Linked DNA regions of Homo sapiens: region 2 is linked to region 1. A link is an interaction called in ENCODE POLR2A ChIA-PET data of the cell type or tissue named here. Cell type or tissue: MCF 10A. All regions are shown on one strand. Links, peaks and the distances in the headings refer to the core of each region. The heading gives the core; the rest is flanking DNA.

Region 1 (5,318 bases), core at 576-4,575:
CAGCCTCCAGAGTAGCTGGGGTTACAGGCACGTGCCATCACACCCAGCTAATTTTTGTATTCTTAGTAGAGACGGGGTTTCACCATGTTGGCCAGGCTGGTCTCGAACTCTTGACCTCATGATGCACCTGCCTCGGCCTCCCAAAGTGCTGGGATTACCGGCATGAGCCACCAGGAGGTTCTCCTTTTAATGAAAAGCAACCCCAGATCATTTTCCTTTCTAACAAAGAGCAGCCTGTGAAATCGAGCTGCAGACATAGATGCCAACAGTTGTGCCAATCATGTTCAAAATGGCAGTTCCATCTTTCCTTCTCTTTGTCAGCCACAGTGTACAGTAAGGAGCAGATAATATGGCACCTGGCAAGGGGAGAGTTCATTTGCATAATAAGATTAGGGTGGGGTGGCCAGCCTTCCCCTCAAGCTATATAAACGTCACACCTGATTGAACCAATTTGATTTACCTACGTAAATCAGACATCGCCTTTCAAGCCTGCCTATAAAATCCGGCGAACTCTGCTGCCGGCCAGTCTTTTCCTTTGGGAAGCCCCTCTTTCTTGCCAGAGAGAAAGCTGTTCTCCTTTTTCTTTCTGCAACCTCCGCCTCCCGGGTTGCAAGTCCAAATAAAGCTAAACTGAGGTACCACGAAACTCCTCCTGTGTGTTTGTGTCCTAAATTTTCTTGGTACCAGACGACGAACCTCGGATATTTACCCCAGCCAACGAAGCCACTTTAGTTTGATACTGTTGTCAAAGTTTTGGGGAATTCGTCACTATCATGCATTGCTGGCGGGTGTGCAAGTTGTTAAACCCTATATAGGGTCAATTTGGAATAGATATAAAAGTTGCAAATGCATATTATATCTTTTGACTCACTAATCCCATTTCTAGGAGTTTATCTTACAGATATATTGAATGAAACATAGATATGAGATAACACATTAGGTATAGGTATGGGATTAGACATAGCATTTATAATAGTGAAAGATTAAAAATATATAAATGGGCTAGGCACAGTGGCTCACGCCTGTAATCCCAGCACTTTGGGAAGCCAAGGCAGGAGGATTGATTGAGGCCAGGAGTTCAAGACCAGCCTGGGCAAAATAATGAGACAGTGCCTCTACAAAAAAATTAAAAAATTAGCCAGGCGTGGTGGTACATGCCTGTAGTCCCAGCTACTTGGGAGTCTGAGGCAGGAGGACCTCTTGAGCCCAGAAGTTCAAGGCTGTAGTGTGCTGTAATCATGCCACTGCACTTCAGCCTGGGTGACAGAGTGAGACCTGTCTCAAAAGAAAAAGAAATAAAATAAATAAAAATAAACTTCTTTTGGGCCAGGCACGGTGGCTCACACCTGTAATCCCAGCACTTTGGGAGGCCAACGTAGGCGGATCACGAGGTCAGGAGATGGAGACCATCCTGGCTAACACAGTGAAACCCTGTCTCTACTAAAAATACAAAAAAATTAGCTGGGTGTGGTGGTGGGCGCCTGTAGTCCCTGCTACTAGGGAGGCTGAGACAGAAGAATGGCATGAACCCGGGAGGCTGAGCTTGCAGTGAGCCGAGATCGCGTCACTGCACTCCAGCCTGGGCAATAGAGCAAGACTCCGTCTCAAAATAAATAAATAAATAAAAATCAATCAATCAATCAATCAATCAATAAACAAACTTCATTTGATTTTGCTAGAGAAAAGATTGAACTATCTTTCTTTTTCCTCCATAAAAAAATGATATCATGGGCTGGGCACAGTGGCTTATGCCTGTAATCCCAGAACTTTGGGAGGCTGAGGCGGGCAGATCACTTGAGCCCAGGAGTTTGAGACCAGCCTGGGCAACATGAAAAAACCCCATCTCTACTAAAAATACAAAAAAATTAGCTGGGCGTGGTGGTGGGCGCCTGTAATCCCAGCTACTCTGGAGGCTGAGGCAGAAGAATCGCTTGAATCCGGGAGATAGAGGTTGCAGTGAACCGAGAGCGCGCCACCGCACTCCAACCCGGGTGACAGAGTGAGACTCCGTCTCAAAAAAAAAAAAAAAAAAAAAAAAAAAAAAATTCTAAAAATTAGACAGAGTGTGTGCCTGCAGTCCCAGCTACTCAGGAGGCTGAGGTGGGAAGATTGCTTGAGCCTGAGTGATTGAGGCTGCAGCGAGCTATGATTATGCCACTGGACTCCAGCCTGGGTGACACAGCAAGATCGTGTCTGAAAAAGAAAGAAGTATTACAAAATCATTGTTATATGAAATAACAATCAGAGTACGCAGTGCGAAAAGTAGGAGTTTGAGCTGTAGAGTGTCTGACAGAAAATAAAAAAACTTTAGGCCGGGCGCGGTGGCTCACGCCTGTAATCCAGCATTTTGGGAGGCCGAGACAGGCGGATCACGAGGTCAGGAGATCGAGACCATCCTGCTTAACACGGTGAAATCCCGTCTCTACTAAAAATACAAAAAAATTAGCCGGGCGTGGTGGCAGGCGCCTGTAGTCCCAGCTACTCGGGAGGTGGAGTCAGGAGAATGGCGTGAACCCGGGAGGCGGAGCTTGCAGTGAGCTGAGATCACGCCACTGCACTCCAGCCTGGGCGACAGAGCGAGACTCCGTCTCAAAAAAAAAAAAAAAAAAAGAAAATAAAAAAACTTTAAAAAATTTTTTTAAAAAGGAAAAAAGAGAAAAGTAGTAGTTAATATTATAGAAGTGAGATGGGTAGTTACTAATAAAGATATCCTTCTAGATTGTGAGATGTTTGGATTTCTGTCAGGTTTTTGAAATTTGTAATTTCTTTTCACTTTCTAATTAAATATTTATTTCGTAACCATTTTTTTTTTTTTTGAGATAGACTCTTGCTCTGTCACCAGGCTGGAATGCAGTGACGCGATCTCCTGTGTTCAAGCGATTCTCGTGTCTCAGCCTCCCGAGTAGCTAGGGTCACAGGCACACATCACCACACCCAGATAATTTATGTATTTTTAGTAGAGACGGGGTTTCACCATGATGGTCAGGATGGTCTCAATCTCCTGACCTCGTGATCCGCCTGCCTCGGCCTCACAAAGTGCTGGGATTGCAGGCATGAGCCACTGCACCTGGCCTGTATTCTTTTTTTTAAAGGGGACCCACCAAACTGTGTAAACTCCAAGTCCCACAAAACCTGGATCCACCCTGGCTTGGGCCAGCTGCAGAGGGACTTTGAGGAGACAGCAAAACTGTCCACTGGAGTTTTTAAATAAAACAAAACAAAAACAAAAACTGGTCTCTAGGTGACATATCCCTCCTTTCCCCCAAATCCTGTATGAAATCTTTAGCAAAATAGCTATTTTTTAACTTTAAAATTTAACAGAGAACCAGGTGGAAGAGACTTGGATTAACAGGAGCAATGTGAGAAATTCTGTGGGGGTAGAGGGAGGAGTGTATGTGTGGCCACAAGTTCCATAATAGGTATGGAGGTGACAATTGCCTTCTGTCTGCACTCCTCGGGCTGCACCTGGAAGATTCTGCCCCAGATAAGGAGGCAGGTTGTCAAAGGGACAGGGAAAGACTAGGGCAAACCCACAGGCACTCATCCAGAGTGACAGAGTTTGGAGTCAGAGCCCGGAGATTTCTTTCTCTCTCTCTTTCTTTCTTTCTTTCTTTCTTTCTTTCTTTCTTTCTTTCTTTCTTTCTTTCTTTCTTTCTTTCTTTCTCTTTCTTTCTTTTCTTTCTTTCTTTTTCTTTCCTTCTTTCTTTTTCTTCCTTCCTTCCTTCTTTCCTTCCTTCCTTTTCTTTTCTTTCCCTCCCTCCCTTTCTCTTTCTTTCTCTTTCTTTCTTCTTTTTCTTTTTCTTTCTTTCTCTTTTCTTTTGCCTCCCTCCCTCCCGCCCTCCCTTCCTCCCCTTTCCTTCCTCCCTTCCTCCCTTCTTTCCTTCCTTCCTCCCTTCCTTCCTCTTTCTGTCTCTTTTTTTTTTTTTTTTTTTGATAGAGTCTCTATATTTCCCAGGCTGATCTTGAACTATTGGCTTCAAGGAATCCTCCTGCCTTGGCTTCCCAAAGTGCTGGGATTACAGGTTTGAACCACATGCCTAGCCAAGATCTTGGAGAAGTGTCTCAAGAAACTACAGATGGTCTTTGACTTACTATTTTTCTTTTTCTTTTTTTTTTTTTGAGATGGAGTTTCACTCTTGTTGCCCAGGCTGGAGTGCAATGGCACGATCTCAGCTCACCGCAACCTCTGCCTCCCCGGTTCAAGTGATTCTCCTGCCTCAGCCTCCCGAGTAGCTGGGATTACAGGCATGCACTACCACGCCTAGCTAATTTTGTATTTTTAGTAGAGACGGGGTTTCTCCATGTTGGTCAGGCTGGTCTTGAATTCCCGACCTCATGTGATCTGCCCACCTCAGCCTCCCAAAGTGCTGTGATTACAGGTGTGAGCAACTGTGCCTGGCTAATATTTAATTTTTAATTATTATAGATACTTGCTAGTTGTATTAAATATATTTTCAATTTATAATACTTTCAATTTAGGACGGACATATTGGGATGTAACTCCATCCCCCATAAGTCAAAGAGCATCTGTAGTGATGTTGTACTGCTGAGACTCCAAATGGAGGGGTAGGAGGGGGTGGGCACTGTTGTTAGAAGAGACAGCGGACCTCTGCCTACTTAGAAAAGACAATGCTGGGCCTGGCTCAGTGGCTCATGCCTGTAATCCCAGGACTTTGGATGGTCAAGGTGAGCAAATCGCTTGAGCCCAGTAGTTGGAGACCAGCCTGGCCAACATGGCAAAACCCTATCTCTACAAAAAACACAAAAATTAGCCAGGTGTGGTGGTGTGGGCCTGTAGTTTCAACTACTTGGGAGGCTGAGGTGGGAGGATCACTTGAGCCCAGGAAGTGGAGGTTGCAGTGAGCCAAGAAGTCATCCCTGCACTCCAGCCACTGCACTCCCACCTGAGTGACAGAAGGAAACCCTGTCTCAAAAAAAAAAAAAAAAAAAAAAAAAAAAAGCCAGTGCTATGCAGGGCAGGTGGGCCCCACTTAGCCTGGGAGGGTTCTTGGTCTCCCCCAGGAAAGAATTCAATAGTGAGCCAGCGGTGTTAAACTGCAACTTTTAATTGAAGCAGCAGGGTACAGCAGCAGCACAGGTGCTGCTCCCTGGGGAGCACAGCTACCCCATCGGCAGTGTACCCAGAGTAGCAGCTCAAAGGCCATTTGCAGTCATTTTTATTTTATTTTATTTTATTTTTTCGAGACAGAGTCTCGCTGTCTCTCCAGGCTGGAGTGCAGTGGCGCGATCTCAGCTCACTGCAAGCTCCGCCTCCCGGGTTCATGCCATTCTCCTGCCTCAGCCTCACGAGTAGCTGG
Region 2 (4,000 bases), core at 1-4,000, 56 kb before region 1:
AAAACTCGCAGAATGGAAGAAAAAATATTTGCAAATCATTATGTCTGAGACTTGCATCCAGAATATATAAAGAACACTTTTGGTATGCAACAAAATCTTAAAAACATTCTTGAAAGTTGGCCGGGTATGGTGGCTCATGCCTGTAATCCCAGCGCTTTGGGAGGCAGAGAAGGGCGGATCACCTGAGGTCAGAAGTTCAAGACCAGCCTGGCCAACCAGCCTGGCCAACATGGTGAAACCCTGTCTCTACTAAAAATACACACACAAAAAGTTAGCCGGGCGTGGTGGTGTGCGCCTGTAATTTCAGCTACTCAGCAGGCTGAGGCAGGAGAATTGCTGGAACCTAGCATGCGGAGGTTGCAGTGAGTGGAGCTCGCGCCACTGCACTCCAGTCTGGGCAGCAGAGCGAGACTCTGCCTCAAAAAAAAAAAAAAAAAAAATCTTAAAAGTCAATAATAAAAAGACAAATAACTCAATTAAAAATAGGAACATTTTTGAATAGATATTTCTCCAAAGAAAATATACAAATGGCTGGGCCCGGTGGCTCACGTCTATAATCCTAGTACTTTGAGAGGCCGAGGTGGGCAGATCACCTGAGGTCAGGAGTTCGAGACCAGCCTGGCCAACACAGTGAAACCCCATCTCTACAAAAAAATACAAAAATTAACTGGATGTGGTGGCGTGCACCTGTAGTCCCAGCTACTCGGGAGGCTAAGGCAGGAGAATTGCTTGAACCCAGGAGGCGGAGGTTGCAATGAGCTGCGATCATACCACTGTACTCCAGCCTGGGTGACAGAGCAAGAATCCATCTCAAAACAAACAAATAAACAAAACAAAAATTAGCTGGGCGTGAAGATCTGTGCCTGTAATCCCAGCTACTCGGGAGGCTGAGGCAGGAGAATCGCTTGAACCTGGGAAGCGGAGGTTGCAGTGAGCCAAGATCGCACCACTGTACTCCAGCCTGGGCGACACAGCGAGACTCTGTCTCAAAAAAAAAAAAAAAAAAAAAAAAGAGAAAGAAAAAAGCAAGTCACAAAAGATCACATACAGTTTGATTCCATTTATCTGAAAATGTCCAAAATAATCTATAGAGGCAGAAAGCAGATCAGTGGTTGCCAAGAGCTGGGTGAAGGGGAGAAAATGGCAAAGTGATTGCTAATGAGTATGAGATTTCTTTTTGGGGTGATAAAAATGTTCTTTCTAAATCAGATAGTAGTGATAGTTGTATAACTTTGTGAATATACTAAAAAATTATTGAGGCCGGGCACAGTGGCTCACACCTGTAATCCCAGCACTTTGGGAGGCCAAGGTGGGTGGATCACCTGAGGTCGGGAGTTCGAGACCAGCCTGACCAACACAGAGAAACCCTGTCTCTACTAAAAATACAAAACTTAGCTGGGCGTGGTGGTGGGTGCCTGTAGTCCTAGCTACTTGGGAGGCTGAGGTGGGAGAATTGCTTGAACCCGGGAGGTGGAAGTTGCAGTGAGCTGAGATTGTACCACTGCACTCCAGCCTGGGTGACTGAGTGAGACCCTGTCTCAAAAAATAAATAAATAAAAATTTAAATTAAAAAAAAGCCTTAGGAGTACACAAGGCTTACTCAGAGTAGGGGAAAAAAAAACCCAAAACCAATAACTGGGCGTGATGGCGCATGCCTGTATGTAATCCTAGCTACTCAGGAGGCTGAAGCAGGACCATCACTTGAGCCCAGGAGTTTGAGACCATCCTGGGCAACAAAGTAAGACCCTGTCTCTACAAAAAAATTTTAAAAAATTATCTGGGCATGGTAGTGCATGCCTGTGTAGTCCCAGCTACTCAGGATGCTGAGGGGGGAGGATGGCTTGAGCCCAGGAGTCTGAAGCTGCAGTGAGTGACATGCACTGAGCCGCAGTGTCATCAGGTGACAGAGTGAGATGCTGTCTCTTAAAAACAAACCAACTCAACCAAACAGACCCACAAAGAAGGCCCTGGTGATGACAGTCCAGGGTTGGGGAGTCAGCGTGTGGAAGAGAGGCTCTCCAGGATGTGTCCTGACACCATTTGAAACATGGGGACCATACCCACCTGGCCCTCAGGTAGTAGAGCAGGTGGTAGCCAATCTTGGGCTGCTTCTGATATAGCTCGGAGAGAAGGTCTAGAAGTAGAGAGAAGCTGCTGTTGTCTTCCTGCATCTGACATAGGTTCCTGGAGGTGGGGCATGGGAGGAGAGGAACAGAACTTTACCCAGGGCAGACTCTCCCATGGAGTTTCTCAGGTGGCATGGGCTGTCTGTGCCCACAGCATATGTCCTCCTCCCTGGAAAGCGAGTCCCATTACCCCAGGACAGGAGCACATGTGTGTGCTGTCAGGGAGGATGGAGGGTAGAACAGTATCTCCTATAGCTGCGTGCTTACCTAAATATTAGGTACAGAGGCTTTCCTACAGACTCCTCCAGGGACCTACAAGAAGAGGGTTATATTTGAGAATCCATGTGAGGGGGGCTGCTGGCACATACGGAGGACCAGCTGGAGGCTAGACACCAGCCTGCTCCTTCCCTACCCAAAAGGCAAACTTCCTGCTGCTCCGCAGGCTTGGTAACAGAGAAAACAGGTTCCTAACATGGGACCACGCTCTTGCCCTTTGGAGACAGGCTCCAGGCCAAGGTCCAATCACACCTAATTCAGCAGATTAGAGTTACTGGGCCCAGCAGCAAGGGCTGGAAGCATGAGGAGGTGTCAACCTCCCCAGTACGCACGGTGTTCAGCAGGTAGAAATAAGCTCTTGTTTAAATGAGTTGGTACATGTGAGAATAAAAACACCAAGTGAACAGATTTTTCTCAAGTCTACAGTAAGGGGTCTCTTGGACTCAGGCTGTAAGAGCACCCTCTGGCTCCTGAGGCTCTGGAGTGAGGGAAAATCAGCCTTACTCCTCAGTAATCTCCTCAGGCAGGACCTCCCCTCGAAAGTGGGCCTTGAAGAGCTCCTGTAGGCAGGAAGCAAGGACAGACAGCTGCTCCGAGTCAAAGTCTTCCTGGGTGATGAGACAAGGGAGGGAGAGTCACTACCTACACCCAAGCCCTCCTGCCCCCACGATCCCAGTCTTGGAACTCATCTGCTTCCACCTCCAGGATCAGCAAGCTCCCCTCCCCACTATAAGAGGGACTCATCTAGGGGAGGGAAAAAGTGAGTTGTCTTCCCTGGGAGACGTGTAAGCTAAGCAGGCTAGGCTGCTTCCTCCCTAAGGGATTGGGTTCCTCCTCACCTCCAGGACCTGGTCCACAATTTCCTGCATGACCTCACACTGGGCCTCCGTATCACTGCAGGACAGAAATGAGAGGAAATCCCAGGGACATAAATGATAGCAGAGGGCAGGACACACACCCAGAACAGTGCACAAGCACACTCACATGCACAGAGACAAAACAAAGGAGCTCTGTGTAAAATCCCAGCTTGGATGGGGAGGCTTTAGGGCAGAATTGGCTGCTCTCTGGGCAGAGGCCCAAAGAAAAGGAAAATCCCCACCAATCCTGCCTTGGTTCTCAGAGGTTCTTCTCCCAAGAATCTGCAGAGTGGGAACTCAAGGTGTTACGGAATGAGGCTGCCCCACTCCCAGCTCATACTCCCTAACGTAAAGTGCAGAAGAACTCCCTCATGAAGCTTCAGCTACCTCTCCACACACTCCTATCATGTTTGCCTCCAACCCCCATCTCCTGCTATACCCATTAAGCACCAGGTAGAGAGCCTGGGGCTGAACCTCCTGAAGTTGAGAACAAGGTCTGTACCCACCTCCCCTTCTGTAGCTGGAGTACTTTGTCCCTCAGGGACTCATCCAACTGGTCAAGGTAAGGGGTGATATCAACTGGCTCCTCCACAACTGTCTCCTTGATAGGGTGGAAGCGAAACTCCCTCTTCTTTCCTAAAGGGAGTGATTTGGGAAAGAAGTCAGTTTGCCCAGATGCCAGCAACAGAGACAGTCCCCTCAATGACTTATCCCCTTCCTCACATGCCCTAAGTGTGCACC

Evidence for each region. ChIA-PET counts read pairs that join two places held together with the same protein. Peaks named below come from ENCODE experiments on the same cell type or tissue, not always from the same donor. Only the 100,000 strongest peaks of a DNase experiment are listed, where the experiment ranks them.
Region 2: POLR2A ChIA-PET joins it to region 1 with 8 read pairs; 7 of 35 experiments call an interaction of 5 or more read pairs at or near these places.

What each region holds. Positions count from the first base shown.
Region 1 is chr1:153,706,301-153,711,618 of GRCh38, reverse strand. It overlaps the pseudogene GEMIN2P1. Among named protein-coding and RNA genes, the nearest start is that of INTS3, 19 kb to the left of the region's middle. In MCF 10A, for the core only: no CTCF peak of the experiment used is centred there; a DNase peak (open chromatin) is centred at 2,868.
Region 2 is chr1:153,763,128-153,767,127 of GRCh38, reverse strand. It overlaps INTS3 (integrator complex subunit 3), which reads right to left. Exons shown (of 30, transcript NM_023015.5): 16 at 3,766-3,895; 17 at 3,242-3,296; 18 at 2,907-3,010; 19 at 2,394-2,438; 20 at 2,065-2,184. Among named protein-coding and RNA genes, the nearest start is that of SLC27A3, 10 kb to the left of the region's middle. In MCF 10A, for the core only: no CTCF peak of the experiment used is centred there; no DNase peak of the experiment used is centred there.